Linked DNA regions of Homo sapiens: region 1 is linked to region 2. Evidence: read pairs that join two places in POLR2A ChIA-PET (ENCODE). Cell type or tissue: A673. All regions are shown on one strand. Links, peaks and the distances in the headings refer to the core of each region. The heading gives the core; the rest is flanking DNA. Region 1 has its middle 32 kb from the start of FAM184A. Region 2 overlaps MAN1A1 (mannosidase alpha class 1A member 1).

Region 1 (5,385 bases), core at 117-5,116, 77 kb before region 2:
GGAGCACCTGTCTGGAGCAGAGTGGAACCATCACCAAGAACTCGAGTCTCTTCTCTCTTCTGAAATGCTGTTAAATAGCCTCTACCCCATCCAGGCTCTATTGAGGTCCTCTGCACTTTAGTTTGCTTCCTCCAAGTCAGCAGCTCTAGAAGGTGGCCAGCACTGGTGGCAATTTTTTTTTTCTTTGCCTCTGCCGAAATTCCATGATGGTGTACTGGGGTTGTCACTCTTAAAAACTTTTTCTTGACTTTTTAAAAGACTGTCTACCTTTTCAAATCATAATCTTCTCTTCAAATTGCAGGGAGTGCCTGCAATCCTCTTCATGGATTGAAAATGACAGTACCCTCTGGAGGTTGGGTTGGTTCCCTCTTTGGAAGGAGTCACCCAGGGATTGATGGATGGAGTTTGATGGAGAGTGAAGAGAGCTGCTGGCTCAGGAGCTGACACTCAGTACAAGCTTGGGTACCTGGGATGCTCCTGGGTTTCCCAACCATTAAAGCTTTGAGTGGAGTTGGGAATGCCTGAGCCAATAATCTCCACGCTCCAGGAAACAGAAGTGACTTCTACTCAACTTCCAAATGTTTTCTTCCTAGCTTTTGAGGGCATCTATGAGTTGACTCAATACTACAAACCTAAATCTACTCCCCACTATTTTCCAAAACAAGTCTTCCTTTCATGCCACAAACAAGCCAAACATCTGCATCCTTTCTTGTCTTTTTTCCTTTCTACTTAGAAAGTTATTTCTTCAATATTCTCTCTTTGTAAATTATCCCTATTCCTATCTCCTCCATGAAACCCTTTCCCAACTATTCTTGGTCTTATTGTTTTCTCAATTTCTGTAGCACTTGTCCTTGAACCATATAATTTAGCCATTAATTACACACTGTGCCACACTATTTGCTCTTATGCTAATGTGTCTTTAGTTTTTTATTCTCCAACTAAATTATAAGTGTCATGAGACATTTCCCATCTCTTACTTTACAAATGTAGAAACCTGTTTAAAGTACACAGAAGAAATTAGAGTCACAGATTTAGACCTGATTTTAGCACTTAAACCTCAGCCTCTCTCACAGTCACTCTCCTGTTTGGTTCCATCCCTTTGGGTGCTCTGATTCTAGAATATTTTCTCCAAGTCTTTCATTTCACTTTTTCTGTGAATCCTTCTCTCTCTCTCTGTCTGTCTCTCTGTCTCTCTCTCAGATGTTGGTAAATGTTCATGTCACTGGATGAATACTTTAGCTATGTATACAGAGCACCAAATGTTCTCACTAAAAAGATATGGATGAGGACAGGATTATCTTGACCTTGTGGCATTTCACAAATGAGTTATTATAACATTGTGGCAAAATCTGACGAATTGAAGCTGTTAATGAACAGAGACTCCCACATTCATGAGGACTTTCATCTTAGAAACTCAGCTCTGCTTTTATTATTTAAAATAGCTCTGCTATTTATTATTTATTATCCTCTTCTCCTACTTCTACTCCTAAATGCCATTCCTTTATTTATGGAAAAGCCTACTAACTCATTACTTTAAATGTTGCGTAATATCTGCCTTAGTATTTTTAGACCTATGTCTGATAAAAATGTAGTTCTGCCCTGCATTTTAGGCACCTTTTCTCAATTAAAAAAGAAGCTAGTATATTTATTGTCTTTATCTTTAAACACACATTTAACTCATCGATGCATCCCAGGGACTATCTATCCATCTCACCTGGGGGTTGGGCGCTGCTTCACCTAACATAAGTCTAAGTATCGTGCTTTAACTCAATAAGGAAATATTTTTCTCGCATAACAGGAAGTGAGAAGTCCTGCTTGAAAGTAAGCAGTCCACCTACAGATGGGTAGCCCAGGGATCCTGGGGCACCTCACCTGGGCCATCATCACCCCAGGCTCCTTTTTCTACTCTGCAGTGCTTAACATGTGCGTTTATTTTCCTGGTGGTCTCATCGTTACAGTATGGCTGTCCCACCTTTAGTTTCCCACCCAGGTTTTTGGTAGGAAGCAACCAAAACAACAATCGAAACACAACAAACACAAGGAAGAACGGGAGGAGCCTGTATCAGGAAAGCAAAACTTTTGATTTCCAGCAGACTTGAGCTTCTATCTCCAGGAAAGAACTGTGGCATACCCTCATCTCGGCTGCAAGAGAGGTGAGGCAATGGAGATTTTTTTTTTAGTTGGGTACACGGTGGCCTAATCAAAATTGGGGTTTTTATTTGTAGGCAAAAAAGTGAAAAGGATATTGGATAGACAACTAGCAGGGTCTATCCCATGGACAAGCCAGAGGCCGTTCCTCATGAATGATGAAGACCTATTTTCAGAGCTTGAAGATGTGGCAAGATTATGAATGTGTGGTTGGCTGAGACATTTCAGGCAAGACTGTGAAAGCTGTGAGCAGAATTTCAAGCACTCAGATACTGATCCACCATTCTTTTATATTTCACAATTAAAGTACTCCTTGTTAGTTAAACCCACACAAATGCTTCCAGCATTTCTTATGTTGAACATAGGCGACCTGGGGAAAAATGTGAATTCCATTCTAAAGAGGCAAAATTTAACGCAGTAAAAAACAGCTATGGTTTTGCCAGACATTGGGTCTAGTTCATGAATATTTGCTGCCACCTGCAGTTTAAACTTGATATTCACTCTGGTCACCACCTGTAACTGAAGTGTGGCCCAGCAAATGAAAAGGAAGGTTGCGATGAGTATCCTCGTCATTGCTGCAGCCTTATGCTTACTTAAAATTGAAGTTTCTATTTGTACATCCCCATTCATAGCAACATTATTTATAAAAGTCAAAGCATGGAAGCAACCCAAGTGTCCCTTGATGGTGAATGGATAAACAAAATATGTTATATACAAACAATATAATATTATTCAGCCTCAAAAAGGAAGTTTTGACACGTTATCACATAGATGAGCCTTGAAGACTTAACTGCAATAAGCCAATTACAAAAAGATAACTAATATATTATTTCACTTATATGAGATTCTCAGAGCACTTAAATTCCCAGAAACAGCAAGTAGAATGGTGATTGACAGGGGCTAGGGAGGAAGAGGGAACGGAGAGTCAGAGTTTAATGGATACAGAGTTTCAGTTGGGGAAGATGAAAAACGGCTGGACGTGGATGGTGGTGATGGTTGCACAAAAATGTGAATGTTCTCAGTGCCCAGAACTGTACATTCAAAAATGGCTAAAATGGCAAAAGATAATTTTTTAAAATGTTGAATTTCCAGGGAAGTGAGGAAGCTGATTCCGTAGACCACAGAAACCCGGCGTATTCCAGTTTATGTTACCATGTAATAATAAGTTGACACTAAGTCTGTTGGGTTTCCCCATTCCTGAAAGAGGTGTCTTGTCTGTTGATGAACAGATTGTCATGTTCTAGTCACAATGCAAATTATTTTGGCGGTGTCGAGAATGCAGCAGTTTAATGTACTACGAAAAATGCATGTAGTAGATTCAGCTGCAGGGAAGGAGGCAAGTTAGGGTAATTTGGGCAACTCATGTTTCTCTATAAAATCCATTTCCTGGCATATAGACTGAATATTTTCATTAAAGAAACAGTTTTCATTAAAGAAACAGAAAAGAGACTGTTTAGTGGCCCTAGAGAAATTGAAAAATTGTTTTCATGGTCTTCTGGTAGTTTTAAAACATAGCAAAGTAACAAGGCCATGTACTGCATATTATTCTATTAAAAACTATGTAATCCCTGATTGTACTTATTCTGGAAAGAAAGCAGGTGGGGACCTCCTATGTCCATGAAATGTGTTATTATTATACATAGAGTGTGGGAATGATCATATTTCTTTTTTCTTTTCTTTCTTTCTTTTTTTTTTTCAGGTGTAGTTTCACTCTTGTTGCCCAGGCTGGAGTGCAATGGCGCAATCTCGGCTCATCACAACCTCCGCCTCCCGGGTTCAAGCAATTCTCCTGCCTCAGCCTCCTCAGTAGCTGGGATTACAGGCACGTTACATGCCCGGCTAATTTTGTATTTTTAGTAGAGACGGGGTTTCTCCATGTTGGTCAAGCTGGTCTCGAACTCCCAACCTCAGGTGATCCGCCTGCCTGGGCCTCCCAAAGTGCTGGGATTACAGGCGAGAGCCACCACGCCTAGCCTTGAATGATCATACTTCAAATTGAACGTGCCATGACTTCCATCCGGGTTAGGTTTAAACCGTTTAGAAAACTCTTGAGATAACATTTTTAGTTTTCTGGCCATTGAAAGTTGAATGGGTTTTAGAGTAGAGCAGTCTCCTTTATCCTTTTCACTTTCAGCTTAATTGATTTCCACCCCCACACTTGCAATTCAGATCGTCAGTGGCTATTACCTGTTATACCCTGAAGAGTGGCCACAGGACAGACATCACTCTACAGAGAAATTGAATTTTATTCTTTTGGAAAATGGACTGCAATCCTGTCTCATAGCTTGAGATAGTCACACTATTTTTTAAAGGAAATGTGTGGAAAAGATAAAAATGAAATTGAGAAAGATAGTTAAAATATGAGGAAAGTTGAAAAAGGATAGATGTGGAATCCAAGGCATCTTTGGAAAACTTCTTTGTGTGGGATAAAGGATGCCTTCTGCGAAGAAAATCAGCAAAATGACCAACTGCCATAAAAGGGCACTTACAGTACATTTTTCCTTGCCTAAATGCTAAGTGGAGCTGCAGAAGGGAGGGGAAGGTTTTACTTCCTGTCTCTCTGGCAGAGGGGAGTGTAGTTGGCTGCCAGTCCCCTTGCTGTTCTCTGGGTCCACACCGCCCCAGTATGGCTGCAGCCACTGACTGAGCATGACAGGGTACTACTGCCAGCCCATTTCTGTGGCATGGCCATTGTGCTCATGGGGCAAGTTTCCTGATCACCATTATCAGATTATTTGACTCAACCCTTTAAAAAAAAATGCTCTCATTATGTTCCTGAAACATTACAACTGTGGCCAGGAAACTCTCTCGCTTGCTCAACCTGCCTCCTAATTTCCCCAGATCTCCCTGGCTCTCAAGGTCCTTCCCCTTCACTGTTTAAATGAGGCCTGGCTGTGTCCTGAGTTACGGGTTGTCATGCAGCTTTCTTAAGTCCCCATTATGACTTGGTGCCTGGATGTGGAGACTTGCTTCCCAGTGATGCTTCTGAAACCAGTTTTCTTCCTTTTTTTTCAACCTCACCACCCCTAATCATGCTTCTTTGAAGCTCATACCATACAACTATAGTTCTCAGTCCCCCCTTATCTGTGGTTTTGCTTTCCAAGGTTTCAGTTACCTGAAGTCAACTGTGGTCTGAAAATAGGTGAGTACAGTACAATAAGATATTGAGAGAGAGAGAGAGAAAGAGAGAGAGAGAGAGACCACATTCACATAACATGTATTATATGCCTGTAATCT
Region 2 (5,351 bases), core at 1-5,000:
GAGAAAAAGCAAAAGAAATTATCAGTTAAATATTATTTCTGTCAGGCAGACTCACAAGTGCTTGAACACCTGTGATTAATGGAGTGCTGTTAACCCACAAAAGAACTCTCTAGTGTTGTACTGCTGGATTATATACCTTTTCACATCTTATTTGACATTATTATTAGAAATTTAATTAAGACACAGAAAGCAGGTTTCTCAAGTGTATCAGTGAAAGAAGGCTGGGAAGGGAGTGCTTTGTTAGAAGATAGGAAGACGGCTTACAAATACTTTACAAACTGAAAGTATGGGTGAAAAAGCACAGTGCAAAGGAGATGTGACTCAACGGTAGCAAATGGAGAAGCTAACACTGACCATAATTTCAATATAAGCCAGTTTTTCTTTATTTTTTTGGAGTTGGAGTCTTGCTCTGTCCCTCAGGTTCGAGTGCAGTGGCGTGATCTCGGCTCATTGCAAGCTCCGCCTCCTGGGTTCATGCCATTCTCCTGCCTCAGCCTCCTGAGTAGCTGGGACTACAGGCGCCCGCCACCACGCCTGGTTAATTTTTTTTTGTACTTTTAGTAGAGACGGGGTTTCACCGTGTTAGCCAGGATGGTCTCGATCTCCTGACCATGATCATGATCCACCCACTTTGGCCTCCCAGTTTTTTTTTTTTTTTTTTTTTAAATATAAATCTACTAAAAGAACAAGTTGGACCATAAGCTGTGAAAAAATCACACTGCGAAGAGAGAAGAGAGGTTCACACTATTCAGCCCTAAAAGACCACAGCTGGAAACCAGGTCAGGAGAAGAAAATCAAGGGAAATGATGGATGAGGAAAGGAAGAGATGGCAGAACCTGCTGTCTTCGGATAATTGAGGAGCTGAAATGCAGAAGGGAGATTTTTTCCCTCTGGTACCCCCAGAGCACAGAACACTGTAAATTGTGGCTTCAAAATAAATAACTTTCTAACACCTTCAATATTACCAATTGGAATGAGTTACTTTATTAGGTGATACATTCCCCTTTGCTGGAAAGTCCTTGGGTTGATGAGGAACAGCTATCTTGCAAAGATATGGAGGGGAGTCTTGTCTTTAAGCGGAAAGCTGGATGAGGTGATTTTTAAGACCCCCTATGTTTCAGTTTGCGTTCCCTTAAAAATAAAGCATGAGACAAGGGTTGGACGCAGGATGCAGGAAGTCTATCAGGGAGGTGACATCAGGAAGTGGGCAAGTGGGAAAAGCAAAACAGGGACAGAAGAGCCAATGAATCATATTGTTCAACTGTGTGCAACGAGGCTCACTCCTGCTAGAAACCCTCTGAAGAACCATGTAGCATGCATTCCAGAATGATTCTTGAAGGAAAGAAGACTGGGACAGTTATCCACCAACTCCAAAACCTCCTTGGTTGACAGCCATTAACTCCCCAGCACTTCCCAGACCACAGCCAGCTGGCTAGGGAAAAGCTCTTCCACCTTCTTTTCCTGACATGGTTTCCAGCTGTGGTCTCAAGTATGCATCAGAACAGCCAAGTGCTGGAGGTGGGAGCTGCAAGCATATGCGGGGCTGCTGCTGAAACACAGGAGGCCACGGGGGTGGGCATAACACCAGGGGAAAAACGTGCGGCCATGCCTTCGAAGTCCCAGTTTTTCTGGTTTAAAAAATGCAAGACCCTACAGCACTCCTGGCTCACCACTATAGCTCAGGTTCTAGCAGAGGTTACTGGGGGCATCCCCAAAATTGAGACCTCAGTGTTGTGACACAGGGAAACGATTTCAGGTCATATATTATGTTAAAGAGTTGACAAGAAATAAAAATCATAACACATAAACCAACCTTATGATCTCATAAACAAGCAACCCCCTGAAGAACACAGCAAACCAAAGCATCCTGTCTACCTGGCAATACGAATTTGCTTACTTCCCATTTTTGATACCTTCTCGGCCATACATTTTGTACATTCTAACATCTATAAAATGGATGTCATAACTTAATTGGTAGTGTTATTTTTCTTAGTGGTATATAAAATAATGATGCTTCTTACTAATTATGGTGTTTTAGATTTGATGGAACACACCATTCCTGATATTTTCAACTTAAAATATTCAATTCATTTGCTGGCCAATTGAAGACCAAAACAATTCCCTATCACCAAAGTTTAGAAAAGCTTCAACTTTAACATTTTCTCCAGAGGAAAAAAACAGAAATGTAAAGAAATTACAATGACTACTGATTAAATGTAATAAAACTGCCCCCTCAAAGAGGCCTAGAGAATTGCTGTTATTTAAAATGACTGATGATTAATGATAAGACACATATTAAATGAAGAGGATAATAAGCAAGATTCACCGATGGCTTCCTAAGATATTAGTTAAATTTTACCAAAGGCAATATTCATTTTAGATTTCCTGAGAGAAGTCATTCCTCATGGACAGTTTTTAAAGATAGCTAACTTTCTAACAAAGAGTGCTAGAGAATGAGAGTGTAATTAAAGAATTTGCTTGTTCTTATCCCCTGAATTCCCTCCCACTCCTTGAGGAATAATAACTCTTACAATTAGACAGACATTGTTAGATGCATATCCTGCAGGTTGCCTCCTCAGGCATTCGGCACACAAAGCATTCACTAGATTGGTTTAGGAAGGAGGTATACTATCCTCAGCAGGAAGAGACCCAAGAGGTGACAGACAAAACAACACACTGGGCAGATGGAAAGCTTATAGATATTCCAAGAAACCTGAGACTGGTAAAGGAATATCCTTATACAAAGTAATTCTTCTATAAGTGCTTTCTAAAAGTTAGATCTAAGTAGCTATTTACTCTAAGTAAAAGCATATACTAGCATTTTAAAGCCCAAAGACAGAAAAAAACATGAAGTGGTTTATTGAAATAGAGGTGAATACCCCAAGCTGCCAACAACCCTTAGGTGGAATTAAGAGATCATCATTTTTGTATTAATGGGAACTTAATTTTAGACTATGCCTTTCTAGTTATCTCCTTCAATATCTAAGTCTATCAGTAGATATATCTATATCAATGTTATACAAAGCAAAGCTGAAGCCAGGGATATAAAATGACTTCAATGAAAATACACAGTCCTGGGTGGAAAAAATCCTGGTCGAAGCATTAAAAATTATAGAAAAGTTGATAAGCCTGATTTATGGGTATCACTGAACATTTTTTACTATGAAATTTATCTATAAGAAACATGCAAATTAAAACATCACCTCTACGGCTTCCCAGGCCCATTTCCTGTACTTTGGATCATGAGTCAGTCTCCACATATACATGTAAGTCTCCATAACTTCTGGCCGTAAGATGTAGTATTTTTCATTTTGTCTTGTAGCGATGGCTTCAACACCACCATCAAATCTGAAAGCTTCTGGTCCCAGTTTCATAACTAAAGGACATGGAATGAATGAATAAGGGTTATTTTCCTGGACAGTGCTTACAGTCAATAACTTAAATGAAACTAGAAAGTACAGTCATCCCTCAGTATCTATGAGGGACTGGTTCCAGGACCCTCCGAGGATAACAAAATCCATGGATCCTTGAGTCCCTTATATAAAATGGCAAAGTATTCGCATACAACCTGGGTACATCCTCCCATATACTTTAAATCACCTTGTTTACTTATACTACTTAATACAGTGTAAATGTTATGTAACTAGGTGTTATACTGTATTGTTTAGGGAATAAAGATAAGAACAAAAACTCTATAAATGTTCACTACAGACAGAACCATCCATTTTTTGGGAACATTTCTGATCTGCAGTTGTGGAACCCAGGGATACGAAGGTCTGACTGTACTTTAACAACACTGAAGAGAAATGTCAAAGTAGTCATTTTAAAAACGAGTTATAAACATCATGTAATATATAATATTCATATACTTAAACAATTTAGTCATTGAAAAGAGTCCATTTTAGAAAATATTAACAATTTATTTTTTTCATTTAACCCCCATTTACTGAGCACCCACCAGGCAGATACAAGGCACCATGAAATACCATTTGAGTTAGCCAGAAACTTAGTGGTTGACAATCCTAAGTAATTTCGTAACAGAAGGCCAGTTATTTACACTTTGTGTTTCAAATTCCTATTTTATAAGAAGGGAGTGGGATTCATGATCTGTTTCATGGGGGATGTGGAGAAGATTAATAATGGTTAATAAAATGCTAAGTTTCTCTTTGCAGGGAGATAGAGACCCTTGCCCAATGTTATTGGCAAAAGCAGAAGTCAGTAAATTAGGCTGGCTTTAACTCTTTATGGCCTGGATTTTTGTTTCTTGGTAAACTAAAGGTAGATATTTTTAGGAAGAAAAGCATTGCCTTTTAAAATAAAATATACATTCCTTTGAGACATTAATCACGATCATCAAGCTTCATAGGCAGAGCGGATAGTCTTTTGAGGGCAGCAATGACAAAACTGCATTAAATCAAAGCATGTGGGAATAGACCATAAATGAAGAATAACATGTACTCACATGTTCGATTATATGATTCATGACAAGTACGGGCAATTTCAGCCCCGAGTTCAAGGTAGTGTTGGGCCATGCCTTCGGGAGCTGCATCAGCCCCGAGTGCGAACATGCCCCCCGCGAAGCAGGTCAGGTGGCCCATCTTGTGCTCCAGGAGGCCCCCTTTCCACTCTGCGATATAAGTTAGTCCGCTGCTAGACTTGCGGATCAAATGAGTCTCGATAGCCTGTGAAAAACACTTATTTTTTAACATTTTGTAATCTCTTCTCAAATTTATACTAAAAATATGCCCAACATTAAAAAAAAAAGAATAGAATACACCTGACAATCAGAGTTTGGTGTTAAAAATCCATTCAACCTGAAATTACATGCTATTGCTTTCTGTATTCCTCCTCTAGTTTATGCCTTATTTGTTTGATTAGTCAGAATTAACACTGCTGCGCCAGCACATTTGGTTTTGCTTGGTTCTGTGACCAAACATTGTATTCCTCATATTCAAAAAACTTTCTCCTTCCCAAAGACAGGCCACTGTGCAGCAGTAATAGTTGGTTTGGTACATTTTCATTTCCATAAGTGGTGAAATAACACAGCCCAGGCCCTAAGGTGGATGAAGAACACAGCATATTTGTGCATGAGATCCAGGATGGTGGCAGAACTCTTCCTTTCACTTCTGTAGGCTTGGAGGGATAACAAAATAGAGTGGCAAAGAGGAGGTGTTCTGGGGCCAGAAGACTTGGCTTCAAATTCCAGCTCTGACACTATCTCTAATTTGTGGGAGTGAACAATTTGCTTACTATATCTCTAAATCTCAGCATCCTAATCCATAAATGGGAACAACAGGATCTCCTGATACGACTCTGCCACATTTTGTTTATAAAGCAGTCACTAATGCAAG

The links. ChIA-PET counts read pairs that join two places held together with the same protein. Peaks named below come from ENCODE experiments on the same cell type or tissue, not always from the same donor. Only the 100,000 strongest peaks of a DNase experiment are listed, where the experiment ranks them.
Region 1: POLR2A ChIA-PET joins it to region 2 with 14 read pairs; 2 of 35 experiments call an interaction of 5 or more read pairs at or near these places.

Annotation. Positions count from the first base shown.
Region 1 is chr6:119,108,305-119,113,689 of GRCh38, forward strand. It overlaps a transcript of FAM184A not described here. Among named protein-coding and RNA genes, the nearest start is that of FAM184A, 32 kb to the left of the region's middle. In A673, for the core only: a CTCF peak has its summit at 2,635 (motif pointing left); a DNase peak (open chromatin) is centred at 2,617; H3K27me3 peaks cover 330 bases.
Region 2 is chr6:119,185,202-119,190,552 of GRCh38, forward strand. MAN1A1 (mannosidase alpha class 1A member 1) reads right to left here. Exons shown (of 13, transcript NM_005907.4): 10 at 4,463-4,682; 11 at 3,204-3,376. Among named protein-coding and RNA genes, the nearest start is that of FAM184A, 110 kb to the left of the region's middle. In A673, for the core only: no CTCF peak of the experiment used is centred there; a DNase peak (open chromatin) is centred at 2,570.